Regions from separate parts of the Mus musculus genome. Here region 1 is linked to region 2. A link is a loop called in an ENCODE intact Hi-C map of the cell type or tissue named here. Cell type or tissue: gastrocnemius. All regions are shown on one strand. Each heading gives the region's core, and the rest is flanking DNA. Links, peaks and the distances in the headings are about the cores only. Region 1 has its middle 25 kb from the start of 1700027A15Rik. Region 2 overlaps Gm31047 (a long non-coding RNA gene).

Region 1 (16,078 bases), core at 2,665-10,664, 90 kb before region 2:
TGGGGTGCTCACGGTCTTCCTCTGTTTAGTGTAGCAGTTCTGAACCCAAAGGTCGTGACCACTTTGGAGTCAAACTACCCTTCACATGGGTCGCATAGCAGATACCTTGAATATCAGACATTTGCATCATGATTCATAACAATAGCAAAATTACAGTTATGAAGTACCAACGGAAATAATTTTATGGATGGGGGGTTTACCACACGTAAGGAACTGTATTAAAGGACCACAACATTGGGAAGGTTGAGAACCATTGAGTTAATGAATTCAAGAAGACACTGTCTCCAAAAAAAAGTTCAGAATTCTTCCCTGTCTCTCTCATACTGTCATTCTATAGAATTGTGCATCAAATACCAGTGATGCCAGAGTACAGTGGTGAAGGCTAGGGTAAGCCCTTGACTCCTATTAACACCTCTGAGACAGACTGATACTTGCTTTGAGCAAATCACCCTCTGCTCCGCCTCCTTCCCATCTGTAAAATGGAACTGTTGAATTTCTAACTTTGGCCAGATTCCAAACTCTCAAAGTAACAATGCGTTTGGAAATGCTTGTCTCCGGTCATGCCTTCTGAGACCACCTCCCCTCTTACTGGGGTCTTTATCTCACTGAACCCCAGCTTTGGTATTTGGTCTCTGACCTCAGGTTCTATGGCATGTGTGCATCAACACGCTCAACAATTTGCCAGTTTTCAAGACCAAGAAACTACCTTACCAAACTCTACATAAGGTCTGCCTCCTGGAAGTGCAGGTAAGGCACAAGCATGTGATTGGGAATGAGAGTAGTTCCTGTCACTGACTTCCTGGTGGCTTTCTTTGCATCCTAGTAAATGCCCTTCAGAAGAAGGATGCCTTGGGAGAGGAACTAGTCAGGAAGCCTTTCATTGGCTCCAAAGCACAGAGCCCCCAGCTAACTTTCTGGGGCATCTTTGACTTGGATATGCGTCTCTCCCTTGTTTACACCTCTCTTGTTAAAGCCTTCCTTCCCACTTAAACTCTCTTTTGTCAGGTCTCTTTTATTAAGGCAACGCTGACAGGTCTTAGCATAAGGAATGATATGGAGACAAAGGCAACCTCATGGGCCTCACAGGCCTGCCATACTGAATGCCCTGAAACACAGAGACTGAAGTATGCTGGGAGCTTATCACTCCTTTCTGCATCGATCTCTGTAAAGTCCAACCATTGAGAGGACACTCCATCCCGTTCACACAGCTCTCAGAAGAGAGTCTAACTACTGCCTCAGCCACCATTTCCATAGTTCATATGGGAAGCAAATATGTTCCTCTACTGGATTGGCCATGTAGCCCTTTGCTTCAAATGAGTAGCATCTGCAGAGGTAGGAAAACAGCAAATAGGATGGGCAGGAAAACATCTGTGTTTCAAGCTGAGTAAATGCCAAGAGAAGGCAGAAGCTAGAGGACCTGCGAGTTCCTGAAAAAATGGAGCCATCTTCCTGAGAGCTAGATATGCTACTGAAGAAAGATAGCCTGTTGCAGGAGGCCAGGTGGGAAATGATGACATCGTGAGCTAGGTCTCAAAAGCAGGAAGCAAGAAGGTGAAGGTTCGAGACTTTTGAGGTGAAATCATGAGACTTCAAACACTGGGCAAATTGGGAAATGGGCAGAGAGATAGGGGGAGGAGCCTGGAGGTGTCTGAGCTCTGAGCTTTGGGCACAGGATGGTGCCATGCTCAGAGAATGGTAACTATCTATCAGGTGTGCTCTAGGGACACACTAAATCTAAAATGTCAACGTGAGAGCTAAAAGTACTTAATAAGCATGACCTGTCTTTGGTCCCTAGAACCCACATACAAAGGAAAAATCAGACATGGTGGTATATGCTTGTAATCCCAGAGCTGGGGAGACAGAGACAAGAAGTACTCTGGGGCCTGTGGGCCAGCCAGTCTAACCTAACTGGTGAGTTCCCGTCTAAAAAGTGACCTTATCTCAAAAAAGGTGGTGTTCCTGAGGGTGACACCCTAGATTATCCTCTGGAACACCTGCATACAGATGTGAATCCATGAACACACACACACACACACACACACACACGGGGGGGGGGGGGGGGGAGATGAGATATCCCATTTGGGTTTGGGCCTGGAGCTCTGAGGACAGAGTTGGCATAGTTAACACGTTGACTACTGGATGCCTCTGACTCAGCATCACTCAGTACATGTCATCATGTCATTTCATTTCTCCCCACTCCCCAGCTCCTAAACCAGCTCCACCATCAGTACCTGTTTTGCTATTAAGGCTCCACCCTACAAGATCAGAGTCTATCTCATTCATCCAGCCATAGCAACAGACACTGTAATATATCTAGCCTTTTGTTAGAGGTTAAAAAAAAATCATGAAAGAATAAACAGCTGATTAAACCAAGTAATTAACTGGTTTTTGTCCCTCTTCCTCCTCCTCCTCCTCTTCCTTCTTCTAGAACATTCTGTCTCATTTCCATATCCTTTCTTCCTCTCCCTTCCCCCCCCCTCCCTCTCTCTTTCTCTCTCTCTCTCCCCCCTCCAGGACAAAAAACAGGTCTGCTAGTTTACAATTCCTAAGGTCAAATCTTATGGTGACCCCAGCACCTGGAGCCCCAAACCTTTGACCTAAAAGCTTCAAAAGGCCATTCCAAGAACTCAAGCAGGCACTCCAGAGAGACTGAACAGATCCGAGAGCCCCTGCTTGGTTTTATGACTTGTTTGGGTGTCTAAAATTATACTTGTTTCCTGCAAGAGCTATGCTTCAGGATGCAATGCAGTGAAATTTTGTTTGCTTCAACATAAAGTCACTGCTTTCTCCGTCATGTAAGTAGACACCAGTGCAGCCATTATTTTGCCAATCCCTGTTCTTTGTCCTTCAAGGTTTCCAGGAACTCACTGCTCTTCTGCCACAGGCAACCGGAGTAGGGAGAGGAGAGAGAAGTGCTGATCACAGAAGAATATGCCCCTGGACCACAGCCTCCCCGGGCTTAAGGCTTCATTAATCAATCAGCCAGGAAAGCACGCTTAGCTCTGCTGTCCTGGATACTGTGAAAGGAGAATCACAGATGTGGCACTCGAAAGGCTCCCAGCCCCAGGCCACGCTGTCTCCTATTTTTGTAAAACACTTCAAAGATTGTTGAACACGAAGCTGAACAAAAAAAGCAGAAGGCTTGAAAAGAATTCTAGAGTTCTCTTTGGGTCATACGTTTATTCTGTGGCAGCTAAAGGATGGCTGCTTTTCTTCATTCCTCTGTTACATAAACTTTGCAGAATATCTGGCTTTACCAAGCAAGAGCCATATAGCACTGAAGGGAAGCAGTCAGTTCCAGATCCTAGCTGGGGCTAGTTGGTGGGTAAGAAAAAAAAAAAAAAAAAACAAGAAATTACCAACTTTTGAAAAAAAAAAAAACATTTCAGCTCAATTCAAACCCAAGTGACAGAGAAATGGTATTAATTAATGCAAAAGCCTGGAGAAGTACCACAGAGTAGTTCTGGAGTAGAATATGCATAATTCAGGAACTACTTCCTATTTAATAAAGAAGCCTCCAGAATTGCAGCCTCGGAGCCTTAGCTCTGGTAGGTGCTCACTAAAGACCTGATGTTTGTGCTCTTTACAATACAGGATCAATATCACATATTCTTCACCTGAACCTGCACTGGGATCTTGACAGAACAATGTTCAAAGGATTCAGCCAGTATAGCCAACCTTCTATATCATTAGAGGATACAATTTCCTGTCTAAGGGTAAAAGGTTTTCAAACTTGACTTTCTCTTTCCAACATCTGGGATCCCCTGTTTATCAACCATGGGACTCAAAGCTTTGCTTGTGTCCAGGTGGGATCTGCTTTGATGCCACTGAGTAAGGGTGGGTAAACCCCTTTCCCATCAGAATCACAGGTAAAGACATTAATTGGCTAAAAAGAGCCTGGGTCTTAGCTTGCTCCCTTCCTCCCCTCAGACTTCTTTAAGCTACAACTAGAGATCTCTATCCTGGGACCTTCTATCTGAGGACGGCCCATCCTACCACAGGAGAATCTTGTGACTTCCTGGTGACAATCTCTTTTTCATCTCTGAGAACCTAGTCCTTGCCATTGAAAACCAGAGGCTGACTCATCCATAGACTCAACACAGCTGAGGGAAAACTCAGGGAACCTGAATCAGGGTGGTGGAAGTTAAACCAATGGAAACACAAAGGGTAGGGGGGAATACACAGAGAAAGGCAGGAGACAAAAACCAAATGAAACCCAAGCATAGCAAAGTGCTCAAGAGCTACAGAGCAAGCTGGGACAATCCAAGGAGTCAACCAGTTCCACCGTCTCCCTGGTTACAATGAAATTTGAATCCACCCTGAAGATTGACTCTCAACGTTGATTTCTAGAGCATATTCCTTGGTCGGTGAAACTGATGATCTAATAGAGATAGCTTTAAGAGTAATTAAGATAATGGTCACAGGCTGTGATGTAAGGCCATGAAAATAACACTGCCAGACAAAACACAGGACACTCACTTCCACTTAAATTCAAGATCTATTTGTATAAGCTATGCCTTGGTCTGTATTCAAGATGGCCTTATACTATAAAACAGTTCAATGCTGGTTTTGAAATTCAAATTGAGTTCAGCATTCATATTTTTATTTGGTAAGTTATCCTATGCTAAAACCCACCATACCTAACCACTCAAAAATGAATCCTTTCTGGTTATCCACAATGATTTTTCCTTAAAAAAATTATCATGGTTTGTCTTCTCAGACTTACACTGTGTTAAGCTAAGCATTGGTGTTTGGGTAGTGAAGCACAGGTATCTAAGATACATCAAAATAGTTCTTGTTTTGATATTCCAAAATTTGGTTCCAAAACTGCCTCTTCCTCTTACAAGATGAGACTCAGCTTAAGCCTATAGATCATAGTGTCTGAGCATGTAAGGGGACGAGGACAGTCCCCTTCCAAGCTCTCAGATGATTCCTAGTTCAGTAGAAATATGATTTGAACACTACACAGGGTGCTATGCCCCTCTGGTGGTGTTGCTGTCAAATATGGAAAGAGATGAGAGAGAGTCGCCACGGACAAAGTAATGGTTACAGGAAGAAAAGGCAGCGAGCGACCTCTGCCTCTTCCTTGTCCCTCAGTGGCAGTAGCCACATCTGTCATCACCACGCCTTCTCATTTTCCACCCAACCTCCAGTTTGTATGTTATCAGTCAATAGTGTTTATTTTTGGATTTTGCCGCCCCCTACACACCAGGCGCTACCATGTTCCATTATGTAAGCGCCGCCGAGCTTGGCCCAGTCTATACTCAGAAGGGAAACTGCCAAGGGGGTCATGGGAGGCAGCAGTGATATGAGACCCTGTCCTGTGAGTCAACCCTAATGCCAGCTGGGTGATGTAAGCATCTGTCGGGGGCACCATTCACCTGCTGGCTCCTGGCCTTTCTTTGGCCATGATCCACACCCAGCAGGCTGGTGAGAATGAGCGTAGTAAGTAGGAAAGGTTTGTTTCCTGTGGCTCCTGGCTGAGAGCAGTGGCCTGGATTCCATACATCAGTAAAAGGATGATGGGCACCTCGTGCCCAACTTGGCCCTCTAAGGCTACTCTGGTTACCTCTCTTGTCTCCAGACTCCAGATCTAAGCTCTACCTGTGGTTCTCAAGCCTTGTACAGGGGTTACCTAAGACTATTGGAAAACACAGATTTTGCATTAGAATTCATAACAGTAGCAAAATTAAAGTTATGAAGTAGCAATGAAAATACTTTTAAGGGGTGGGGGGCACCACAACATGAGGAACTGTATTAAAGGGTCACAGAATTAGGAAGGTTGAGCATCACTGCCTATTACCTTGTCTGAGGTGTTCTATGAGCCTTGCCTGCACAGCTGGCCTAGCAGCCATCTGCTATCATCCCATTACCAATACCAGTGGCCGACCCAGGTTAAGAGGAAATGAGGTTTTGGTATTTCCTGAATCCAGAAGTGAGGAGAAAAAGAGCAAGAGTCTTACGTGAGCAACAGCAAGTTACTTTGGGTTATAGGTCTCTAGTTTGTGAGAGGGAATGTGTCTGTAATCATAGTGAAAGGTTTAGACTGTGTATAATGATAGATAGATAGATAGATAGATAGATAGATAGATAGATAGATATGTGTGTGTGTGAGTGTGTGTGTATGTGTGTGTGTGTACATATCAAATATAGAAGCCAGAGGTTAACATTGGGATGTCATCCTCAGTTGATCTTCTACCTCACTATTATTTTATTTTGAAACATGATCTCACACTGACCCCATAGCTGACTATTTCAGCTAGCCTGGCTGGTTGGCCAACACACCACTGGGACTCTCCTGCCCATGCCTCCTAGCACTGTGGATATAAGTACCTGCCATCATGCTCAACTCTTTTGTAAATACTGGGGATGCAAACTCGGGTCCTCACACTTGTGCAGCAAGTGCCCACTGAGCCATCTGCCCAGCTTTAGATATGGAAAACCAGTGGCTTTCTCAAGCCTCCAGCTTATAACAGAAAATCCATATCAGGCCTCTCAGGCTCCTCTGTATGTGACCTAGCAGATCATTCCTACCTCCAGTAGTTGTGTATTGACACTGGTCACTACAGGTCTAGGAACCTATCAAGAACTAGGTGGCTGAATGTTCTTAGATACATTCAGATCCTTGAATCAATGGCTCCAAAGGATAGTTAGAGAAAAGGAGATGGGAGGGGCTTTTGGAGGTGGCATTGATGGTTGCCATGGGGACATGCCTCAGGCTCCAGTCTGCTCTAAGGCCTGTTCTTCTGGCTCTCTCTGAAGTGGCTTCCCTTTGTCCCTCCAAACCAGCTTTGGTTTCACTGGACTTGGAATCACCCTTTTCTGATGAGAAATTATTTATTTGGTTGCATGTATCAGAGCATGACCAAAGGGTGTCTGAAAGGTCAGGAGCCCAGCTAGGCAGCGCCACTGCCCCAGAATGCCCTGGGAGGCAACACTCGCATTATCTATGCAAGCCCCTCTGCCCTTTCCTCCCTATCTCTCTTCAGAAAACCACGGAGGGAAGCCAAGAGTGTCTCTGAAACCCTGAGAATCAAGACAGAGAACTAGGTATGCTGGAGGAGAAAGAACATGGAGGATGCTAGTTTGCTCGTGTGGCTTACGCCAGGGATCCAGATCTAGTTCTCATGTGCTTCTATGGTTGTGACTGTGTCTGTGAGCCTCCCAGTATTATCCTCTAATTTCATTTCTGAAACTTGACTCAACAAACGGAATGAACTTTTTAGTCTGACAGGACCCAGAAGACCAGTCTCCCTTTGAACATACAGCACCTGGTTCTCTTCAAATACAGCACTTGAACTCAAAAATCATCCAGAACAGGATAGGGAACAAGAGAATAGTGGGTAACAATCAGTTCTCCAGAAAGAAAAAATAAAAAGTATACATAAAATAAATTTTCCTGATACAAGCTGTATGGTGTAAAATGTATGACAGTTCATAAAATACAAATGAGGTAAGATAGGTGACAGACTTCATCATAACCTCTATGGAGCCAACTGCTTCCCACAGTTTGGGAATTTTTGCCAGATGTGTATTGGTAGGGAATCTGGGACTGTGGCTCACCATGATTTGACCAACAGCTGTTTAGTCATATCAACTGGTCTGCAAACCCCCAGCCAATTTAGCAGGTCCAAGCTAATGGGAACTTCTGGAACAGAACAGGTGACTTTAGTATTCCAACGAGCTACTTCCCTACTCCCCCAAATGAGTAGAGGGTCCCCAAGGGCAGGGCCTGTTCCTGTCTATCTTCACAGCCTCATTCGCATCACAGCCTGGGCAGTCAGTCATCCCAGCACTCCCTGGATGGAGCCTCCTCTCCTTAATTCACCCTGAGAAGATAGCCAAGCAGGCAGGATCTGATCAAGTAGGAACAGGTGTCCAGACGGAGAGTGTCCAAGGATTGATGGTGACAAGTGATGGGTGGCCAAGAACACCCCACAGCACAGTGAGTTAGAGACTAGAGAGAAGAGGCAGCCAGGGAGTAGGGAGGGTAGAGGTCAGCGAGGGCCTCCCTGGCAGGAACACAAGCAAAGGCAGGGCAGAAGGCTGGCTAGTCTAGCACTGGGATGGAAAGCAGTGTTCTAAGATAAAGAAGGTCCCTAGTCATGTGGACAGTATAATAAATATTACAACAGAAGAGATTTGATAAACAGCAAACAAGTGTCCCTCCTAGTAGAGACTTCTCTTCAATGTAAGGAAGCTCCTAAGGATGTGATTGACAAAGACAGGTGAGGCAGGCTAAACAAGGAACAGCCAGTGTTTCATTCCTGTCACTTCCCTCAGGATCTGGGAGGACTCACCAATAGGGTGGCAATACTTGCCAAACATGTTTGCTAGAAGAAAAGCTGGGTGGGGGTCCCAGGTGAAGACCCAGAGGGCCTCAAGTTCTATGGCATCAGCTGTGTAAACATTCCTCCAAAGTCTCCATTCTGGAGGCCCGAATAGGGACTATTAAAAGAAAGAGAGCCTAACCTAGAAAGTAAGTCCTCTTGTGGACTGAGCTGTTGCTTCTTTGCTCCTTCCAAATCCCCCTGAAGCCTCGGACTTGAGAGAGAGAGAGAGAGAGAGAGAGAGAGAGAGAGAGAGAGAGAGAGAGAGAGAGAGAGAACCAGCCAGCCCTACTGGTTACCTGGTTACCTCAGTCTTTCTAAGAACACAAACCACTCCTGGACTATGAAGCCATGAATGATCAAGCCTACTGAGCACACAAGCCCTCTGCCATTTGTTCTTGGCAGACTCCTGGACTAGAGGCTCTCAAGAGCTCACAGTGTGATACATGCACTGCTTAATAATCATAGAGATAATTAAGAAATTAAGAAATAATCACGTTTCCCCAAATGATTTGATGTCATTTTTCACAGGTGGCCTCTAGGGTCCCGAAAGGAGTCAATGAGAAAGATGATGAGCAGCTTGAAGGGAAGAGACTCTCGTCCTCTTCCTATATCTGCTATGGGACACCTTCTCCTCTACACTGAGGCTCTGCAGAGGGAGAGTCATCTAATACTTTACAAGAAAAGCACATTTAAATCACCATGGGGGAGCTCTGGCCTCTCCAGAGAGATAGCTATCTCCTAACCCCTTCTCGTTAACAAATAATAGACAACTGTCTTTACTGTGACTCTGACAGTTAAAGATGCACTCCCCCCTCAGTTCTAGAGCAGGCAGGCAGATGGACGAAAAAACTACAGGCAGAGAAAAGGAGTCATGGTCAGGAGAGGAGCAGAACAGAGGTGTCTAGACAAGCCTTGTGTCAGCTTCCTCCCTGTCTAGATGAGTTTTCGGATAATTCCCATCATCCCCTGTCCCAGCCCAGACACCCTCTTACCCCAGGGCTGCTACCCCCAAAGCGCATGAGCTAATGACAGTCCTTGTGGCAGTTAGTTGTATTTGTCAATTTGACACAATCTAGAATCAATCTAGAGTCTGGGTGGGAAGGGGGTATCTTGACTATGTCGAGTGAGGTTGGAAGACCTATTCCTTCCACCTTTTCCTGGGCTTGGAGTCCTGGATAAAGAAAAGGTTGAGTAGGCAATAAGATTATGTCATTCTCTTCTCTCTGCTCCTGCCTGTGACCGCAAACTCTCCCCCCTTCTCCCTCCCTTTCTCTCCCTCCCCTCGTGTGTGTGTGTGTGTGTGTGTGTGTGTGTGTGTGTGTGTGAGTGTGTGTGTGTGTGTGTGTGTGTGTGTCCTCCTTAGTTTCCTTCACGGCAGACTTGACTAATTTTGATCCAGCCTTGACCATTTTCCCGAGGCTTACAAATCCCTTTAACTGATCCTTCATGCCACACAGGCTGAGCCTGGGAGGGACATAAGTCGACCTCCCTGGTAGGCAGCATTCCTGGGCATGAGCCCTGGTTCCTGCCACAATACCAGGACAGAGCTTTGGGTCTCAGCTCCTGCCAAGGACTTAAGCAAAGGCCAGGAGAAAAATCAACAAGTGCTCTGAAATATTCTCAGCCTGTTTCTGCTTCTGCAATGAGGAACCCTGCCCTGCCCCTTTACCTACACACACTTTATAATAACAAGCAAGTAGTATCCAAAAGACAGCAAGAATCCTCATCTCTGGCAGGCAACCTGCCATGCTGTGATGGCTCACACACAGCTCACAATGCCACTAACAGATGCAAAGATATATTTTTTCTATTCAAATTTCCTCTAGCAGCCACCCATGATATAGCATGACCCTGACAGATGACTTTGCCACTGTGGTTTTCACAGAAACCCTACACAGTCACCCTTCATCTTTCTTGGGAATTCAGTTGTTCATGGCTGATTAAAGAGAGCGAGCCCAACTATGTACCAGCAGTTTCTGGAGAAGTGTGGTAATGATTGGCCCCACGGGTAGATAAAGGGCCCAGCTCTACATGAGGCTCCATTTCTGGCTGGGGCACCATCAGCAACCCTCCCTGGAGCCAGGCTGTCCAGTCAGACTGATTAGGTCAAGTCACTTTTTATCTGGGTACAACAGATAAGACTGCAGCATCACAGCCAGGGGTTAGGGGTGTGACGGATATGGCCAGTGAAAGGGAGACATAAGATACACTGCTGTTTGTGGGAGCTGGGAAGAATAGAATTCTCTCAAGAGCCTCTTTGTAAGTGTCAAGATGGGACACTGGGCCTCCTGTGTGCTGTACCCACAAACTAAAGTTGTGTTCCACCAGCCCTAGCTGGACCCTGGTTGTGCTGTGCATCCTTTACTGAGTCAGAGAGAGGTGAAAGATCTGCAAGTCTGACCGGTTTCTTTCTCGGTGAAGTACATGCTGCTGGCCCAGGCACAAGAGGACCTGCTGTCACGGTCTCTGTCCACACTGAGCACATCTGTCAATACACAGCCAGTCTCTAAGCTGTTCCTCAGGTCCTTCTCCCCACTGAGGAGACAGACTCTACCCGGGGAGTGGCAGCCATTTCTCTCCCCCACAGTCTAGGGTGGAACAGCTCAGAGACGTGAGACCTCCTGGCAACTACATTTCCCTCAGTTGTACTGTAAGGAAGTTGAGCGGTGTGATTTTGTTGTTGTTCAGCAATTGCCTGCCCACTACAGAGTCCAAATATTTTGTGAGAGCCAAAGACATGCCAGCCTTCTTTGCTAGCAAACACAGCCTACTCCCAAACCTTCGACGTACTCCCATCAGAAGCCCTAAGCACCCAGACAAAGACTTCACTCCTCGTCAACTTCCCTCACTTTTCCCTTCTTTGTGGCCCTCTCTTTGACTGTTTCTTGGATGTACGATCTAAGCAGCATCCTAGTTGTGTGGACTGAGGTGTCTGATCAGTTTTTAATTCTAAGCCTCTCACATGCATAGCAAGCATCCTGTCACTGGGTTATAGCTCTACACACTTTTTTAATCCATGGGATTGTGCATGGGCATGCACGTTTGTGTGTGTGCAGGTATGTGTACATGTGTGTGAAGGTGAGTACCTACATGTATACACATGTATGGGGAGCCCAGAGGACAATGTTGGGTGTCATCCTCAGGAATGCTATGCTACCTACCTCCTGTGAGACAAGGCCTCTTACTGGCTGGGAGCTCAGCAACTAGGCTAGACTGGCTGACATCTTCCTGTCTCTAGCTCCCCAGTGCTGATGTTATGAACACATACTACCATGCCTGGCTTCTTTTGTGGGTGCTGGAGATCAAAACCAGGTCCTCGTGTCTGTGAAGCACATACATTATCGACTGAGTACCTTCTAGGGCCTCTTTTTATTTTTCTTTTTGGTACAGGGTTACCCTGGCTGGCTTCAAACGTGTGATCCTCCTGTCTCAGCCCCCTGAGTAACCATTATGCCTAGACTTCCCTGTTTATAAGCCTTTGCCACCAAACCAAGCTATATTTCTTTACCAGAAAGACTCTAATGTCATCCATTCCCTTCTCTGATCTAATGAGATGTAGTCAACAAATAATAACAATTCCCCACGGAGAAGAGGAAGGCTCTAGACAAAGGAGATACAGGACAGGAAACCACAGCCTACAGCCTGGGTTAGAAATCAAAGACTTCTCTGGGGACAATGAAAATGCACTTTCCAGGACCTGGAATCCCTCAATTTGTGGAGAAGCCTGGGTAGGTGGAGACCCCTGGTCAGGAGGAGACCTCTGGGTATAAGGAGAAGCCTCTGCAAGGGGAAGACCAGGCCTACCAAGCTCCTCCAAGAAAGTCAGGTCAGGGAGAGGGAAGAGTGGCCCTCACTTGTGAGAATCCAAGCCTAGAATTTTGCTGAATACCATCCACAGGGGTCAGCCTGGCTTGGCAGGTCTCTACTCTGTAACCAGACACAACCCTAAGGACACCAGTGGAGAGGGCAGAGAAGCAGAAAGATATACAAAGGGATTCGGAGGATTTGGTTACCAAGTTGCACCAGCCATTTCCGGGAATCCAATGAGGCTGAGTTCTGAGAATCTGAGGGGGTGGGGTGCACAGCAGGGAGGGAGAAGTGAGGTAGACTGTGGAAAAGAGATGAACTTTACTCCTAGGTCAAGTCGGGCTAGTAGGCCAGGCTTCTCAGGGCAGAAGGCCTCAGAGCACTTTTCTCCCCAGCTGGCAGTATTCTTGTACTCAGAGGCAAGCAGATGCCTTTCAGCAAAGCTCCACTTGCCCCCAAAGTCTGTTTCCAGACTCAGTCAGCTCCTAGAAAGCCTGTAAGATAGATGAGCCCCCCACCAGACCACTGCCATCTACTCATGGCCCCAGGATACAGGGAAGATATTTTCTTCCCCTTCCTTTTGAATCAGGTTTTCCTTCTTCAGACTCTCCCATCTCCTCGGACCCTTTCTTGCCCCCTCCCCTTGGACCCTTTCTTGCCCCCTCCCCTTTAGCATGTCTTGCCCCTTGTATTTCTACTCCCTTTGTGGTTCATTTTCCAATAACTAACCCATCAGAGGATAAATGGAGGACCTAGACCTGAACCCATCCACTCAGAGCAGTGTTTAGAGTTGTAACAACAATTCCTTGGTTCTTTAGTTAGACAGGAACATGTTTGTCTCATCTCTCCAAGTCTCCGTGTGCTCCCTGACAGAGGAATATGCCCCACCCACACCCACACATCTTATTTATCTCTTTCCATCAGTTCCTTCATTCACCGACCAGGAAGGTGAGGACCACTTTGTCTATACCTGAATGGGAGCTGCACACATTACTTTGAAAACACCAAGTCACACAACATGACAAGACAGCTCCAGACACTGCACCAACGGGCTCCTTGAAGCAGGACAAATGCTTCTTGATGGTGTGAAGTGGGGCCACCAGGACCACACACTCCAAACCAACAATCTGCAGTTGAGAAGAGCCTGGAAAATCATTTAAAACCTCCAGGTCACACACCGTCATTGAGGGAAGCCCCAGGACAGGAGCTCAAACAGGAACAGAGGCAGAAACCATGGGGAAAAGTTGCTTATTGATTTCTTCACATAGCCTTTCTTATACAGCATAGGCCCACCTGCCTACAGTCTTGTCGCCCGTAGTAGGCTGGGCCCTCCTATATAAATAGCAATCGAGAATGTCCACAGGCCAACCTGATGTAGGCAATTCAACTGAGGTTACTCTTCCAGGCAATTCTTGGTTGCATCGAACTAATATTAAAGATAAGCTGTATGTGGATGAGGAAGATGATTCAGCAGGTAAAGTGCTTGTCTCCCATAAACAGAAGGACCTGAATCCAAATCCTCTGGACCCGGGAAAACAGCCATGTGCGGTAGTGTGCACCTGTGGTCTCAATTCTGTGGAGGCAGAGACAGGAGTCAGCTCCAGGTTCAATGAGAAACCCTGCCACAGAGAGACCCACAGCCGGACACTATAGCTGGGTGATGGAGGTGCACACACCTTTAATTCCAGCAGAGGCAGGTGGGTTTCTGAGTTCGAGGCCAGCTTGAATTACAGAGTGAGTTCCAGGACAGACAGAGCTACCAAAAACAAACAAACTAACTAAAAAAAACCTAAGCAGGGCAACTTTATATATATGTCTGTCTCTTTAGAGCAGTCTTGTGAGTTTGTCAACATCTTTCCTATGACAAGTTTTCTAGTCTAAGATCCCTGTCCATCTGTCTATCTGTACTTTCTAGAAGAAACTTTTGTGGGGTGTATGTGTGTGTGTATGTGTGTGTGTTTGTGTGTGTGTGTGTGTGTGTGTGTGTGTGTGTGTATACAAGTGTGTTTTACCTGGATCAAAACTAGGGCTTTATGCAAAGTAGTCAAGTGTTCTCCCACTGGGCTTCATGCACTGCTCTTCCTGTAAGAAACTTTCTGATTTGTCCTTGATTTTATGGATGTTGCCCTGCCATGAGCCTATAAAACATCTACTGCCTGGATTGGCCATCTGGCTCCTGAAGCCTCTTGGTCTTTATTCATAACAGCCCCACCACAGCTCTATGCAGAAACCCCCATATCCCTTCGGCGGGGGCTCTTCAAATGTTGGGCTTGTGTGCTTTTCTCAATATGGTGAACTCTTAAGAAAGCTGCCTCTAGCAGACTTGAGCCCACTTCTGTGTGAATAAGTGAAGGCCTGTCAGGTCTGGCAGTTTAGGGACCCTTAATTTTCTTATTCTGGAGAGATAGGAATCGCTCCAGCTATTGCAACACAGACTTTCTTGACATTTTTCCACTTGGCCCATTTCATCCAAGGAGTATTTGCATGACCCCACGGCATATAAAATATGTATATAGGGATTAGAGAGATGGCTCAGTGGGTAAAGATGTTTGTTGCCAGACTTTATACCTAAGTTTAGTCTCCAGAACCCACAGTGGAAGGAAAGAACTGACTCCCAAAAGTTGTTCTCCCACCCCACATAGGAATGCAGATGCACCCACACTCACTCAAACATCATACACACACATACACGAAAAATAATTATTATTATTGTAAGTAAAGACATGTATAAATCAAACATTTGCTGATAATAACTCATAAAGAATAAAACAAATCTTTGTTGTGCATACAATTTTGCCACTTATTGAAGAAGAAAGTGAGTTTGCTTTCTAAAAAGTATACTTATTTTTAAGTAATTAAATCTGTGATGAATATTTGATATTATTGGAGTCAGGACATCTTCAACATTTTTCAAAGTTGGTTGATAACTTCATTTTATAATTGTCAATGCCAAGAGTGTCACCTCACATAAATATATATTACAGAATAGCAGAAGTACGTTTAGGACCATTTCAGAATTCATTGAAAATTCTATCTAAATCCCCAGCCAGAATTCACTTCATAATTTTTATGGGGTAGGTCAGCAACTTTTAAAACAAAATATCCTAACACAATCTAACCCAGATATGTACTAATTTGATCCATTATGAAAAATGAAACTGTTAGTGGGAAAATATTTAAAACTCTGTCTTCAATAATTAGGCCATTATATTTCAAAGGCCAAAAAACTATGTGTAAAGTAAAAACATTGCAATTCATAACAGTCAATGTCTCCGGTCAGAGTTGATGTGTGTCAGATAGCAGTAACATGTAACATGATGGCATGTGCAGTACAGAATGCACATGATACACGTTAAGGAGTAAGACAAGGGCTGGAGAGATGGCTCAGTGGTTAAGAGCACTGGCTGCTCTTCGAGTTCAAATCCCAGCAACCACATGATGGCTCACAACCATCTGTAATGGGATCTGATGTTCTCTTCTGGTGTGTATGTCTATGGGAAAGCATATCCATAGACATTAAATAAATAAATTGATAGATAGATAGATAGATAGATAGATAGATAGATAGATAGATAGATATTTAGAAGAAGAGAGAAGGAGGAGGAAGAGGAAGAGGAGGAGGACCAAAGTCAAGCTGGATGGGACACGGTGAACACTGTCAAAGCCACTTTGGATTCTGGATTCAAGGCATATTTGATTCTAAATTAACTTTTGGTCATTTTATTAAGAGCACTTTTGGGAAGCAACAGAGCACAAGTACCATAGATACACTTTTAAATTCCATATTCTGCTAGCCACCATAATTCTTCAAACCCCATCCCAACTCTAAAAATCCTGCTGTCTGTATCGTATGGAAATCTATGACTCTATCCATACTCTCCCATGGAATGTGCTGATGTCTGAACTGGGTAGCCAATAGCCCCTGCTGGGGTTTTTGA
Region 2 (16,078 bases), core at 2,969-10,968:
TTAAGTGGTGACACAAAGATAGGGTGCCAGGGACAAGGTACGTCCTTCAAGGGCACACCGAGTGTCTGAATTACTTTTCTCACGTCAGTGCCAGAATGCCCAACAGAAGCAACTTTAAGGAAGGAAGTCTGTTTTGGCTCACAGTTGAGGGGACATGCCCATCATGGCAGGGGAAGCACAGGTCTAGTTGTGCTGACTGAACTGTGTGGCAGCTAGTAATGGATCCTAAGTCAGGAAGCAAAAGAAACAAAGGCTGGTGATCTGCTGGCTTCTTCCCCTTTCCATTCCTATTGAGCCTGAGTCTCCAACCCATAGAAAATACCACCCACATTCAATGTGATTTTTTTTCTGTCCATGATAAACCTCTCTGGAGGCTCTCAGAAGCAAACTCGCCCAGGGGTGTGTCTCCTAGGTGATTCTCAGCCCCGTCAAGTTGACAGACAAGACCAACTATCACATCCAGTGATATTTTGTCCTCCAACTAGTCCCTGCCTCCTAGTTCCTACCAGTTTGCAATAATGCCATTCAATTATGAATTCATTGATGGATTAATAGTTCATTAAGTCAGTGTCCTCGTGATCCAGTCACTTCCCAGAATCCCCACTTCTGAACATTGCATTGGAGAACAAGCCTTCAATACATAAGGACCGGGGGAACATTTCACATCTAGAGCCTGAGGCAGGGAGACCACATTCCACCTCATCCACTTTCCTTGAAAATTAAAAAGCTATCTTAAGACCTTTCTCAAATGCCTGGTTCTTGGTCATTTTCATGGTAGAGTAGGGTCCCATCATTTTACAATGGTATTGGGCACAACTAAAGCATGCCTGATCCTCCAAGCATTCTTCCACCTGTGAGTAACTTCAGTGCTACTCTATGGCTTTAGGTGAATCACTAGACATGGGGTACTGCTCTGGATTCTTGTCCCTACCACAAAGCCGTATTGCAGTCTCGCTCTGTGACAGTTGCTTCCTAACTCATATCATGCTTTCTCTGTAAGATGGGAGCAGTCACGACAGTGTAGAGTTGTTCGTATAGTATCTAACAAATAAGGGATTCACATAACATCTAATGTGCTGTTTGCAAACTAGTAGGGATCCCAAGAGTGTATAGTCTTTCTCCTGGGTCTGGAATCTTCCCCATGTCTTCCTGTCTTTGCTGCTCTGCCCAGCAAGGATGGTTTGCATCCCACTGTCATCTCTCAGGGTCACATCACCCTAGCCCCGTGTCAGTAATACATATTGAATTGTATCCTTACCACAAAGTACTAAAGATTAAAGTCCCAGTACTCTATAATCAAAAGCTACACTTATGTGGAAATGAGATCATCAGACTTAATCAAACCAATAGTCTGATTAGGGTTGCTTTCTAGTTTTCCATCTGGGCATCATTCCTCTGGCTACAGACTCCTCACAGTACATTAGAGCCCTCCATGTTCTCCTGGGTACTTTGGACTCTGGTCTGTTGAGTAGGAAGGGCATCCTACCCCCCCCCCCCCACTAGCTGAGCAATCTCAGTCTTTCCAGCTCTCAGCCAATGGCAATTCCAGAAAGCTCCTCTTTCCACTGTCTCTTTCTCTCTCTTCAAAAAATGACCATCAGTTCTGCCTTCAAATGGTCTGGTTTCATCCTAAGCAAAAAAAAAAAAAAAAACAAAAACAAAAAACAAAAAACAAAAAAAAACTTTGTCTATGTGTGAAATAAATAAATAATGGCTATTCTGGCTTGAAAGCTATCCCTGTGAAATATGCTGAAGGATTACCAACCTGATGTGGTGCAGGATCCATGTGTGGTTCTGCTAAGGGATCCGTGCATGCCTTGCGCTCTGAGATGAGAGTGGTGTTCCTGGCACCAGTATGGAATGGGTGCAAATGAACACACTGAGTGTGAAGCTGGGGAATCAGGGGCAGTCATGACGGAACCCAGCTCCATCCAGCACCAACAACAGGAAGCATTCAAGTTTTGTGAAGAGTTTAAAGAGTATCCGTGTCTTGTACAGCTTGAGGTTGGCTGAGAAAACAGGAGCTGCCATGGTCACTTTGCCCTTTGGATGTTGGAGCATATTGCCAGGTTTTGATGGAAGTCCCCTCTGAAGCCCAGTGTCATGGAACACTGAGTATTTGGGAAGAAGAGAACCACATTAAAGACATTCTGTGCCCAAATATGGTAGAGATGATCAAACGAGAGTGGCCACAGCACTGGCCTGGCATGCTGATGGAGTTGGACACTCTCTCCAAGCAAGAGAAAACACAGACAGAATTGTTATGCTCTTCCTTCTACCCCTGACAGAAGTTGAGGAGACCTTTCAGACACTCCTTTCTCAAAGAGAAGGGGATATGCAGCAAACATTATTTTGGAACATGGAAGGAATCTTCAGTTCTCTACCAAGGACACTTTGGGGAAAGATAATCAAGTACCAGCAAGTGAAAACCAATGCTTCTCAGGAGTGAGAGACTCAAGCAAACTGTTCCGTAAGCATCACAATGCTGGCTACCTCGCTGAGTCACATTGCTATTGAAAACTGTAAAGTCCTGAATACTGTGGCTGTCTTTGAATGAACAAGAACTGCAGTTGGGAGCAGTTGAGTCCCTGTCATTGCTGTCAACACAAAAGGCAAGTTGCAGCACCAGAAACTCTTGGCGATCTTTGTGGAGATGTTTGCTAAGCACTACACTCTCTCTTTGCTACACAAACCACTGGTAGAGGAGGCATCTGCAGAGACCTAGTCAGTGCCGTGTGCACTGGGCAATCAGCTGTGCTCGTTGCTGGGCTCTGGAAAGTACCTGGAATCTTTTCTCACTTTTGCAACCCACCCAAGTCAGTTTCTATCTCCTGATCCATTGCTATTAGCAATAATATCAAAATATCTTCATGCTTCTATGACCAACTTGATCGAGATGAACTTTCCTTCTAAGACCTCCCTAGTTATAAATATTGATTTCCATAGTGATGAGGGTGTCGATGCTTTCTTCAGTTCTTCCCAAGTTCAGCAAAGAGAAGAAATGAGGTAGATATGTTACTTGGATCCCAAGACTAACTTCCAGATTGCTATAGAGTGACTCTCATATCAGCTGCTAACTTCTATTGACCTGTGAACCAGAAAGGGAAGCTTCTGTTCCATCTCCTCACCTCCATTTGTTTGGTGCAAAACAATGGCTTTTTGCAGGGAAGTATGGTCAACCAGAGGCTACAAACACTGGAGAAAGAAGGAATCTGTTTAACAATGGAATAGAGTCACTGAGCTCTGTAGTCTTGCTCCTCTCCACCCAGGATGGCAGTCACTCAGTATGATGCCATCCTGTCTTGGGACCTGGTGTGAAGAGCCCAGTTTCTTCCCCTGATACCTGCTTACTCAGCTTCTATATCCCTTTTTTCCTCAGCTCAGATAACGTCAGGGAAACCTTTCCTTCACTCTCTGGCTATTCTCCGGCTATAAACACAAGAGCCTAAGAACTCACAGCCCCAGGTTCCTCTCAAGGACCTACCACAGCAGTCTACACTGCTAGACTATAGCAGGTCAGTGTCTGCTCCTCCAGCTGTTATCTCTAGAAAGTTCGAATTATGTCTAGTTTTGCTTATCTCTGTATCCCTTGTTTTGGAGTCTACCACACAGCAAATTCTGACAAATATTTGCTCATTTGCAGCACCTGGATTTCCCCACACCCTTCTTTGTGACAGACCACATTTTGCAAAAAAAAAAAGCCCCCCAGTGTCTCTGGTACTGCTGTTCCTCCATTGAGGAGTGACCTCTACGTTCTCTGCCCTTGCACTCAGACAAGACCTTGTGGTTGCTCTGAGAGGATCTGCAGATAAGCTGCTGCCAGACTTCAAGAATTATCTGAGGAAATGCTTTATAGTCTTCTGGCCCCCTTGACATGGCTTACCCAGAGAGCGCTCTACCATGATTTGAGGAACTAGAATGCCTGGAGAACCTCTGATGCTGTGTTCTGACAGAGAGACCCAGCCAAAGACTCAGCTAGCTGCCTGCCAGCAGTGCATGTAAACACAGAAGCAGCCCCAGGGGAGCCCAGAAGCAGCCACTGATGTACCACAAAACCTTGGGGAGCAGAGACAAGCCTCTGCAGCCACACCCTAACAAGTCTAAGTTCCTGACACACGGAACATGACAAATGGTGGTTTTGTACCCCTAGATTTGCAGGCCATTGTGACAATGCTAGAAGCCTCAGGCATTCCTTAGTCCACTGGCTCTCAACCTTCCTAATGCTGCAACCTCTTTTAATACAGTTCCCCAACCATAAAAATTACTTTCATTGCTACTTCATAACTGAATTTTGCTACTGTTATGGATCATAATATGAATATCTGTGTTTCCCAACTGTCTTAAGCAACCCCTGTGAAAGGGTCACTCAACCTTCAAAGGGGTCATGACCCACAGGTTGAGAATCACTGCTTTTGACCCATCTTCACACCTCCCACTGTTCATTGAAGTAACTCTGAAGTGCCCATTGCAGCCTCCAAGGTCCTAAATAACTCAGTAGCAGCCTCTTGGTCACTGTTCATCACCCTCTAGAGAACAAATCCCAGCCCTGACTGCACTAACAGCCTCACCTACATCCTCCTTCTCACCTCTGAGCTGCCACAGCTCATTCAACACTCAGTGATGCCAAGTTTCAGAGGGAGTGACCTCACAGGGCAGCCTTAGCAATTCTCCAGACACTCAAACCTCAGCTTCTAGGAGTCTCCTCGGTGAAGTTTCCTACCTACCTCAGATGCAGAGTTCTTCTCAGTGACCCTGGCACTTTCTAAAAGAGGATTGGAACACTTGCCTTTAAAACTGCCTTATATGCCGGGCATGGTGGCACACGCCTTTAATCCCAGCACTTGGGAGGCAGAGGCAGGCGGATTTCTGAGTTCGAGGCCAGCCTGGTCTACTAAGTGAGTTCCAGGACAGCCATCGCTATACAGAGAAACCCTGTCTCAAAATTAAAAAAAAAAAACAACAACAACAACAAAAACAACTGCCTTATATGATCCGCAGAATCGGCATCTCTTGCAGTGTTTTGTGGAGACGTCACAGTAAGTCTGTTTAGTGACATTCTTATGCAACAGTCTTCATGGCAAAGTATAAGTTTCACGTGTCTCAGAGAATAGCAGTTGTTCCCATCCCATTTCACAGCTGGGGAAACTGAGGTTTAGAAAGATGAAGTCAATTGCCAAGAGTTGTGCCCTGGCTGTTTGGTGGGACTATAACGTGAAGTTGAATCCTCCAAGCCAGCTCTCGATCACTGCTTCACCATAGAGTTAACTAAGCATGCACTGGCTCATAGCATATCTTCAAAGCTCACATTTTCACCTTATAAATCAGCCTTGGTTACAAAGTGGTATATATCTATAACAATTTAAAATTACAAATAGCAACAAAAATATACTATAAAAAGTCAATATATAAAGGATCAATGAGATGAACCAAGGGTTCATCTATCTCACTATCAAGTCTGAAAACCTGGGCCAGAACCAACATGGTAGAAGGAGACAACAAATTCCCAGAAGTTGTCCTTTGACCTTCATATGCATGTCTGTCACAATAACAGAGAGAGAGGGAGAGTAATGTAAATGTTTAAAACATGTAAGTGTAGATCTCTCTCTAAACCCAGCCTCCACTTGCTTTCTCTAGAAACAACCATTATTCAGAGATCTTTCAGATGTCTCCAGAAATGCTGTGTACATGGGTTTAAAAACCTTTTTAGAAGTCCAAGTAGTTTATTTTGCTTACTTTTTATCGTGTCTCTTGGAAGGCAACTCTTAAGATCTCTGGGTTCTTTCTTTTTTCTTGGCTGCATAGTATTTTATGGCAAGACTGAACTGTGGTTTATTTATCCAAGGTCCCTGTTGCTTGGGGTAGCCAAGAGTTAGAGAACAGGGCAGGGGGATGAAGGCTTTGGTGGGAAAGAACAGTAAAATGAGCAGGTACGAAGTTAGGCAAGCAGTGGGGAAGCAGGAAGTGCCTGGATTCCCAGGAGAAGTTCAAGAAACAAAGAACAGACAGACAGGCAGACAGACACCAGCTAGGGACACGTGAGAATGGAGGGGTTCTGAATACATTGTACGACATGGAGAAGAAAGAGTTGCTGAGGTGGCTCAGGGAGGCAAACCTTTGCCTCTAACCTCTCATCCCATGACTTCACAATTCCCTCCCCCCTCTCCTCTTTTTGCCAATCCACCTCTTTAAAACTGAACCCCACCTGAAAGAAAACAAACATGTTACTATTTATTCATGCAGGAAGGCCGGCTGGACACAATAAACACCAGCCTCGGCCTAATTAAGTGAAAGGACGGGGAGGTAATTCAAACCATCTCGGGAAAATATAATCTACCACTGAAGCAAATTCCCACCGTTCGGCAGTCAGGGAAAGGAGAGCAGCCTCCTTGCAGGTTCCCAAGCAGAGAGGGCTGAGAAGGGGGCAGCCAGACAAGAGGAGGTCAGTTTCTAGCCTGCAGGCTCCTCCCCACGCCCCACCCCTGTGCGGCTCACCTGAGCCCAGCACTTGCTCCTCTGAGCTCATTCACAGACTTGTCAGAGGAGCTCCCTTGCCAGCCTGGACTGTTCTGCTAATTCACCAGTGGAAAAATGGACCGGCTCAGATTCCAGGCTGGGGCAACCAGATACCCAGTGAAAATCTGGGCTTGGGGTATACATCTTTCTGCTCTAAGTCAAGGAGAGACTACAAATCAGGGATGCTCCAAATCAGACCCTCTTAAGGCTGTGCCATGGGCAGGATCAACACCTCCACTGGCTTTCCCTCAACCAAGAGACTGCAAGAGTCAGTGGCCAGTGTGAGTGCCCTAATTTGGTTTCTATTGCTGTGATAAAACAAGGACCAAAAGCAACTTGGGGAGGGAGGAGTTTATTTGGCTATTTGACATACAGGTTACAGCCCATCGTAAAGGGAAGCCAAGGCAGGAATTCAAGGCAGAAATCTGGAGACAAGCTAAAAAAGAAACCATAGAGGGGTGCTGTTCACTGGCTATTCCTCAAGGCTTGCTAAGTCTGCTCTCTTATAGCACCAGAGAATACCTGCCCAGGGGTGGCATAGCCCCCTCTCACATCAATCATTCATCAAGAAGACTCCCTACTGACTTACCTACAGGCAATCCGACAGAGATATTTTCCCAAGTTAACTCTAACTTATATCAAGTTGACAAAAATTGCCCAGGACAGCGATCTGAGGATGGTCTCTGGCTTTCACTGAGGACAGTTGACAGACAAAACCAACTAACTGTAATTTTGCACATTTCCCTCCCAACTATGGGGAGTTAGACCCCATAGACACTCAGGTTCAAGTCCCAAAAACCTCTACACTAAAAAACATGCCAAGGTAGGTCAATCTCTTTTTGCCTGGTTTTTTCCTAGTTATTAATCCCTAAAACCAGGGGAATATTCTACCCATGCAAAGCTGCTGAGTCCATGAATAGAATTAAGTAGTCCTTTCCTCTATAGAAGGCCTTTGCTACCCACCCAGCCTGCCTCGTCCCTTCTTTCATGACCCGGTATAACAGTGGGTGATTGATGGAACCTAAGCAGGCCTCCACCTGCTATGAACTGTCCCCAGAGCCAGCTGTCTCATGAGTCATTCTTCCGGGTTCTGAGGGCTTTGTGATCTGCTCGCAGCAGTGGCTGTCAATCTTCCTCCCTCAAACCCACATAGGGCCAAGGTCCCAACCGACCATCTGAAGCCTAGCTGTCCATTCTGGGAGGTTGGCACGCGGGAAGTCATGGTCTGGTCCCAAGAGCACAGCCAAAGTGCAGCCTTCACTCTTTATCCTCTCCAGGGTGAGAGAACAGCCACAGAAGGTGCTTTCATGCCATTACCATTGCTGGCTTTTCCCTCACCCTGCTCCCCATGGGGCACTGCGCCCCCTCACCCCTGCTCCCCATGGGGCACTGCGCCCCCTCACCCCTGCTCCCCATGGGGCACTTCATCCCTTCGATTGACCTGGCCTCCAGCTCTATCTTTCAGCCATTGCATCACCTCTAGGTCCAGTCTCTGGACCCTTTCCCAGGTCACCACACAGCATCTTCGCTCCTGTTCCATGAGGATGACTGTACTCAGCTGCTCTGTCCAACACAGACAGGAAAAACGGGAGATGGCCTCAGGAGCCCTCTCTGGGAACTATTTTTAGACTCCCCTATCCTAACTGAGCATCTTTGCGGTGCCATCTAAAACTCTCCATGACTCTAAAGGTGTTATCACCGGCAGTGTTTTCCAGAAGCACATTGGGCAAGAACTAAAGCCACCGTCCAGACACAGTACTGGGGCACCCTCTGAGAGCTTAAGGCTAGGCAGGGAGTGCCCATGGCTGTCTGTAGGCTCATCCTCACTTGGCATATCTTTTTCTTGGCACTGAGGATAAAGTTAAATTGTCCTTATTTCTCTAGATAGTCTTGGAATTTTTTCCCCAAGTCTTCTAAAGAAATTAACAGATACTTCACAGATTATCCAGAAGCATCCAAGGACCCTGAGATAGAGGTGATTCTGATGCCACAGACCTTATAACCACGGCCCTTCATGCTCCACCCCATTATCTTTGTGCCCTGAGGACTGGGGATGTGACTCAGTGGCAACATGGCTGTGCACCATGCACTAGGCCTGGGGTTCCATCCATAGAACTGCAGAAATAAAAAAAGAAAGTGCTTGCTTAGAGATACTCTAGACTGAGGAAGCCAGACCCATGCCATAGGTGAACACTTTCCTTTGCTGGGTTCAGTGGCACACGCTTGCAGTCTCAGTGCTTAAGGGACCATCTGTGTTTATGCAGCGAAAGTCTGTCTCAACAGCAACAAGAACAATAGCAATAATAAGCCTGGTTCGGGGGGAAATTCCTGTACAAACAGTAGTGCCAGTCACTGAGCAAAAACCTTCATCATCTGGGATAAGGAGGGTAGGGAGAGACCACAGGTCCAAGATGGAAGGAAATAGGAAAAGCCTACTGATGGCATGTAGCTACTGGTGGGAGACCTGTAAGCCCAAGGCTAGACCTTGGCCTCCTTTATCCTGACGGATGAATGCAGCTGGTGTCTAAAGCAGGCTGGTGATGAGGATAGTTCAGTTGAACTCTTTGCAGCCAGACAAGCAGGCAGGACTCTTGAGATGAAGCCTTGGCACCAAGCAGAACTCATCATTTAGGGATGGACGTGTGTGCATCAGTCTGTGACATTCTCCTTACTCACCCAACTTGTGCTCCTGTCCACATCTACTGAGGGTCTCCATACCAAAGGCTCCCATGGTGAGGAGTCCTAATCCCCAGACCCACAGCTCTCTGAAAAAAACTCTAAACACCCTCTTAAAGGATTTTTCTCAGAGCCCTCTAACCTGCAGAGCAGTCAGGCCTTCCTATGGAAGTCCCTGCTGGGAGCCAGGGAGAACATAGTTGCCCCTTAAACATTTGTAAAGTCTGAGGCACTGTGGCAGGGAGCCAAGACAGGCACTGGAAGATGGTGTTGGCCTCAGGGGAGTAACCTTTGTGCGTCCATGAGGCATTCTTCAAGAGTTCAAAACATCTGTAGAGAAAATAGAGGCAGGACTAGCAGAGTCTACAAAGATAACTTTAGTGGGAGGAGAGAAAAGGAGATATTCTGAGGCCCTACTTTCCCCGGTCAAGCATATTCTAGACAGGATGACGGCACGGGTGTGCTTGAAGCTCCTCAGAGATCATGGGCAACTTCACAACTTCTACTTAGGCCCTCCTCGGGTCCTGTACAAAGGTATATGGCCACATCTGAACTGCCAAAGGGGATGGATAATGGATGGGTAGGTAAATTAATAAGTGGGGAGTAGATAGAGAGACAATGGATAGAAGGAAGGAAGGAAGGAAGGGAGGAAGGGAGGAAGGAAGGAAGGAAGGAAGGAAGGAAGGAAGGAAGGAAGGAAGGAAGGATAAATGTGTGAGTGGATGGATGATGGATGGATAGATAGATGAATGATGGTTGGATAAATGAATGTTTGAATGGTAGCTTGATAGATGATGGATGAGTAGATAATAATAATGAGGTGGGTGGATAAATGGATGGATGACAGATGGATAAATGGTGAGTAAATGAACACACTCATGCTTACATAAAGGATAGGTGGATATATTGGTGAGTGAATAGATAGATCAATGGCTTGGTAGGTGTTGCAAGTGGATAAGTAGTTAGCTGGGTGGGTGGATGAATGGAGTACTTTCATATGTAAATGGAAGGGTGGGGAGGTAAACAGACAGGTGGGTAGGTGCTGTGAATGAGTGGATAAATAGATGACAGTGGGTGGGTGGGTGGATGGATGGATAATGGATGGATCGATCGATCGATCGATGGATGGAGAACAATCTAAGGCAGTTTCTTAAATCTACTCTTGTTACTTGCTTTGGTATGCCAGGCACTGTATACTGAAAAAATAAATCTTGCTTTCATTGTCAGGAGGGATCAAATACATCTTTTCCTCTGAGTAAATGAGAATACTCGGAACCACCAAATTTACCTTTAGGTCTCTTATTAAAACCACTTGGTCAGTTATGCCCACCACCTCCCATCCATCAGTCCATCTGTAAAGAGGAAGGGCAGGGCAGTCAAAGATACGGGGAACAACAGCAGTGGGCGGGACATGGACTAAGCAGCCTACGTGAAGAGAGATGTCTCGGACACTGTTTCTCAACTAGGAGAAACAGCGCTCAGACATAGTGCCTCCCATCACTAAGACAACAACTGAGGGTACAAAACATGGTTGCAGCAAAGCACCTCCATGGGGCGTGAGTTCCAGAGCCAGTGTCTCATGAGAACAAGGTAACCTGTTGATTCCTTCCACTGGTGAATGCATCTGCCTCCTGCTAGCTCAATGACCTGTTTCAACTCCCAGGGAAGCCGTGAATGACAGCACCAGTACCAGGCTCAGGTTCCCGTCACCCCGTGCAAAAATCTAACTTACTCATTCTATCCCTGTTCTAAAGCCCTGTTCTTTAATGTCCACTGTAACTCCATTGCCACATGCACACTCTGGCTACCGACTGTAATAAAGCAACTGATGGTGAGAAGTTACCTCTTATATCCACCACTCAGAGACAAAGGCAGAGGAGCACTGGGGAAGAACTATAAAGGACATTTGTGACAGCTGCATTTTTACTTCTGGAGCTGATCTGCAGGTAGAAGATGACAATGCGCTGTGCTGGGCAGGAACCACTGAGGAGAAAGTCCTTCCTCTCGCTAACTGCCCTGAAGGAAAAAAGTAATCAGTGACCATTGGCGCTGCAAGAACCTGGGGAAACAGCCCAGTCTCCTCGGAGCCATTTCTCTTCCTCTGGAAGCCTGCAGGACAACTGGAGAGAGTAAACAGAACCAAGACACAAAAGAAGCCCCATTTCTGCATGCCCACATTACATGAAGTTCTTGAGGGGGGTTTGAGTGAATAAAGTTGAAGACGCCCTCCTTTAAAACATAATTTTTTTATTTAATTAGATGAAATTGTATCTGTTATCATTCGTACCTCCTATCTCTGTCTTTGCTTATTTTATCTTGCTGTTCCATCAGCCTAATTGTGGAGGTTCAACCTTAGATGTCAAAAGGCAGAGGAGAGAAAGACAAACCAAGAGAAAGGCCAACAAACTAAAAGAAATAGTAGACTTTTGTGTCTAGGAAGCATCATTGAGAGACAAAGGATAGGGGTCTTGGGTGAACTAGATCTGAGCTCAAATCCCAACTCTATGATTTTCTACCAGTCATGTGGATTGGAGCAAGTTACTTAACTTTCCTGACCCTAGCATAATTAATTATAAAATAAACCAATTGGTGCAATGTTTGAGATGGTAATGTATATTGGAAAAAGACAATAACAAATTCAGAAGGCTAATGGAAACAAGCCAGTCTTGATCGTAACAATTCTGAAGAAAAAAAAAAAATGGGGGTGGGGGTGAGGGAGACAGGCATAGTGGAAAGTTTTTTTTAAAGGGGGGGGGGGGTCATGGGGATGCTGATTTGACAGGAGAGGAGACAGTGATGTTTGATTTGTTTTTATTTGTTCTGTTTTTGAGACAGGGTCTCACTGTGTGTGTTCCAGGCTGTACTAAAACTTATGCAGATCAGGTTAGCCTTGAATCACATAGGTCCACTTGTCTCTGCCTTCTAAGTGCTGGGATGAAAGGCATGTGCCACTGTGTCCAGCCCATGGTGGTGGTTTTTTTTAAAAACTGTCAAATCCCTTTCCCATCTTGGACTCAGTTAAGTAACAGACTCCCTGAAACTTTCTAACTCTCAGAGTCTGAGATAAGCAGGCGCCAGCAGACAGCTAGGCTCCTGCAGTCACTCTGATGAACTCTAATCACACCTCGTATTGAAAATGGCTCATAACTATCTCTGTCTTACAACGTACTACATGCAGGTTTGGATGAGGGTGAAGACTTATGTAAACTCTATATGGTAAGCACTGCTTATCTTGTACACTGATGGAGGGTGGGTGCCTGTGTTCAAGAGCATGTGTTTGTACATGTTCCTGGGGATTGAACGCAGGGCTTCCCGAATGTTGGACAGGTGTGCTACCCCTCCAGACCAAAGCTTCTGATTTGAAAGCTTTGGAATATAAAATACTATCCTTAAAGAGTCTCATCACAAATATTCCACAGCCTAGAGCTCATATAATGATGTAATAAGTGGATCATCAGTAGCTCAGAAGTGAGGAAAAAACAAAAACAAAACAAAACAAAACAAAAAAAAACCAGAGGAACCTGTCATTTCACCCAGCCTGTCCGATTTTTTAACAACAGAAGAGAAAAGCTAAGTCACCAGAGGGCCGATTAAGTGTCCTGTGTCCTTTGTTGCTAAGGTAGAGTGATTAGAATAGGCGCTAGTTCCAATGCATCCTCAGGAGGGAACATTTCTTTCTCTGCATGGATTACAGATCTAGTCAAAAATAGAAAACCATAGGCGTTTTATCTTTTGACTCTGGTCTGACTCTCAGCAAAACAACCAGGTGAAATATTGTCAGTCGACTTCAGCCCTCCCTTCCCTCATCATGCATCCAAGCCAGCAGATGGTTATTAATAAGCATCTTCACCTGCCTCTGCCCTGGGTTCTGTGCACAGGGAATGACCTCTGACCCCTGACCCCTGACCCCTGACCCCAGACAAGCTCAGGCGCAGGCTGGCTAAGCTACCTCTAGGCAGCAGGGGGAATGCAGAAGCAGCAGTTAGGGAGAGAGGAAGAGGCAGAGGAAAAAGCCACCACAGGGCTGAGTGGTGGAGACCAACCATATTTTAAAGAGACAGGCTAGCCGGGAGCAAACTAACAAATTCATGCGGGACAGTCCTCCTTACACCACTCACTGCCTTAAGCACAGCTTTGCCTTGGAGACCCAAACTGTTCTAAACTTGAGTTCAGATGGAGCCTGACTCCCTCAGGAGAAACCAATCAAATCCTACAACTGCTTCATTGATTCCTAGAGACTGATAGTGGCCCGGTAAGGCTAATGATTTTGAAATCATTGAAATCAGTTTTCATTTAGAATTACTTAAACAAACAAACAAACTCTGCACCCCTCCGCAGAAGGGCCCTACCCTGCCTTGTACACCGCTGACCACACCCACCATGGCTCTACCTAGTGGGATTTTTTGGAGAATCCCTAACACCAAATACAAGGTAGGGGAGGGGCATACGGGGGCTTTCTTGTGGATGTGGTTTGCCAGGAGACAGCTGCAACCCCAGGCTCTGCTCTGTTTGTGAGTGTAACAGGGAACTCCGAACTCCAGTCTGGAAAGATCAAATTGTGTTGTAATAGCCACCCCAGGAGGCATGGACGCGTTTTTTTAGGGCACTATTTCACGGTAGAGGGACCATATACATGTCATGGACGCTTCTGCGTCCCACTGTTTCCCTCCAACCGCTAGGATCCTATGTTTCCTAGACAGAAGCCCAGCGACTAAGAAAGCAGAACCTACTCAAAGTCCATGGAGGTCCCTAACCCAGTCCCCAGGAAAAGAGGTGTCTGGAGTCCATTGGATGCCTGCTCTCTCCTCCCCGCCCAGCCTCACACCCACTCCCCTGGGGAACTAAAACAAACAATACTTTAGAAAAGTCCTTGAAAGAAAAGGGCGGAGTCGGGACCTTCTTGCTAAAGTAGTCCCCACCTGTCCTTCGGCTCTGCCCTCCCCCCAGCGCGCCCACCCTGTGTGCCCCCTCCCCCCCTCCTCCTTTTTTTCTTTTTCTTTTCCCCTTTGTTGCTCAGTTTTTAAAGGGCAGAGTTGACAACTCTGGCTTCAGCAAAGCCAACCGTGAAGCCAGACAGAATCAGCTTGGAGCTGCTGACCTAAGTGTTCCGCCCCTCCTCCACCCCTGACCCAGCCTCCCACCCCAGGCTGCACGTGGCTGCGGGAGTGGGGAGGGGAGAGAAAGGGGGAAAGAAGGGCAGCCGCACCCTTCTTCGGTCACCGTTCTCTGGCTTCCTGGGAGATTATGACACCTTAGGAAGAAAGGTAGGATGCCAGACAGCACAAAAGAGAACTCCCAAAGTCTCACTGAGAGATGCTCTCTATTGAGGACTGCCTCTGTGGAGAGCCATCAACCCGATACCACTATGCTAAAAATAACTTCGCCAGAGCTTGGGATGTAACTGGGTTCGTAGAGTGTGTGCCTCACACTCGTGAGTCCCTGGGTTTAGCCCCTAGTATCTCATTAAAACCCTGTGTAGCAGCGCATGCCTATAATCCCAGCACTCAAGAGAGAGGGGCAGCGGGATCAGAAGTCCCAAGTCACCCTTAACTATCTGAACTAGAAACCCTTCCTCAAGCAAAACAAGACAAGAACAAGGAAAGACTTCAGGGCCTTAGAGGAAGTAAATTCCTTGCTCACATTCAAAACTGGAGAAAGGGCCTGGTTTTTCTGGTTTTTCTTACACTAACTGGAACCTGTATGGTACCATTGCTCTAAGACCTGAGATGGCTCTGTAAAGTCTAACATTTTCCCCTCTTAACTACAGTTTGTATTTTGAGCAAATTGCAGATTTACATGCAGTAGTGAAAAAATTATAAGCCAGACCCTGGTGGTTTTGTCCAGTTTCCTCCCAGTAAGAAGGTCTTTGGAAACTGGGTAGCACGGTGTCACAGCTGGGATATTGTTGCCTATTGTGAGAGGACTATTTCCAGCATCAGATCCCTCCCTCCCCTCCCACAGCTACATCCACGTCCCTCCCACACACCCACTCCTCCATCCCCATGAGTTGCTGTTTCGTTATTATAAATAGAATCACATGTGACCTTTTTGAGGTTGCTCATTTGCTGGGTTGGGACTATCTCTCAGTGGTACAGGGCTTGTCTGGCAGGCAGGAGGCCCTAGGTTTGATCTTTAGTCCTATCTTAAAGGAGGCTGCCATTCTTTCAGCATAGTTCACTAGAGATTAGCCCAAGTAGTTGTCAGTAGCTTATTCTTTTGGATGGCTTAGCAATATTCACTCTATCATGTGAATGGATGGCAGTCGGGTTAGCCATTCACCTGCTGGAGGACTTCTGGGCTGCCTTCAGGTTTAGGGGGGAGGGGTCCTATCCACATTTGTGTCCTTATCTAATTGAGTCTTCTTTCTCTGTGGTAATTGTCCATGAGCAAGTACCTGGATCTTATAAGAATTGCATGTTTAATGAGGCACCTTTTAAAACTCTTTCCCAAAACTGCTTTTGATGTGCCCCTCCCCCAGGTGGCACCTTCATCATTAAGGAGTCTCAGTATAACCAGCCCCATCCATTCAGGAGTCTGAGTCCACAGATTTAATGTATGAGTATCCACCAGGGCTGGAATTCAGAGAGATGAGTGTGGGATGTCTCTCTTGCCCCTGGAGCTCTCTCTGCAAATTCGGGCAAGTGGTGGTTCCTTAGCCTACCAGTGAGGGGGCGTTTTTGTCTCTCTGATAATGAGCTAGAGAAAGGTGGGCCCTGGTGAGGATGGAAGCAATCCAGAGATGTGATCAAGAGGGCAGGCCCCTTCCTGAAGAAGCAAAAGAGAAGTGACAATTCTTTCAAAGGAATGAATCCGAATCCCCCAGGGAATGTTTTCAGTGCTCACAACATACGCATTCCACGCCGTCCAGACTGTCCTAACTCAGTGAAGA

The links. Hi-C counts contacts between places; a loop is a spot of excess contacts. Peaks named below come from ENCODE experiments on the same cell type or tissue, not always from the same donor. Only the 100,000 strongest peaks of a DNase experiment are listed, where the experiment ranks them.
Region 1: it touches region 2 in a loop (2.7-fold over the local background); 2 of 42 quality-filtered maps call a loop at or near these places.

The regions. Positions count from the first base shown.
Region 1 is chr1:73,033,049-73,049,126 of GRCm38, reverse strand. No RefSeq gene overlaps it. Among named protein-coding and RNA genes, the nearest start is that of 1700027A15Rik, 25 kb to the right of the region's middle. In gastrocnemius, for the core only: no CTCF peak of the experiment used is centred there; no DNase peak of the experiment used is centred there; H3K27ac peaks cover 4,582 bases.
Region 2 is chr1:72,943,516-72,959,593 of GRCm38, reverse strand. It overlaps Gm31047 (a long non-coding RNA gene), which reads right to left. Exons shown (of 5, transcript XR_001778985.2): 4 at 11,033-11,205; 5 at 6,850-9,519. It also overlaps the pseudogene Gm17846. Among named protein-coding and RNA genes, the nearest start is that of Gm31047, 12 kb to the right of the region's middle. In gastrocnemius, for the core only: no CTCF peak of the experiment used is centred there; a DNase peak (open chromatin) is centred at 7,923; H3K4me3 peaks cover 428 bases; H3K27ac peaks cover 2,617 bases.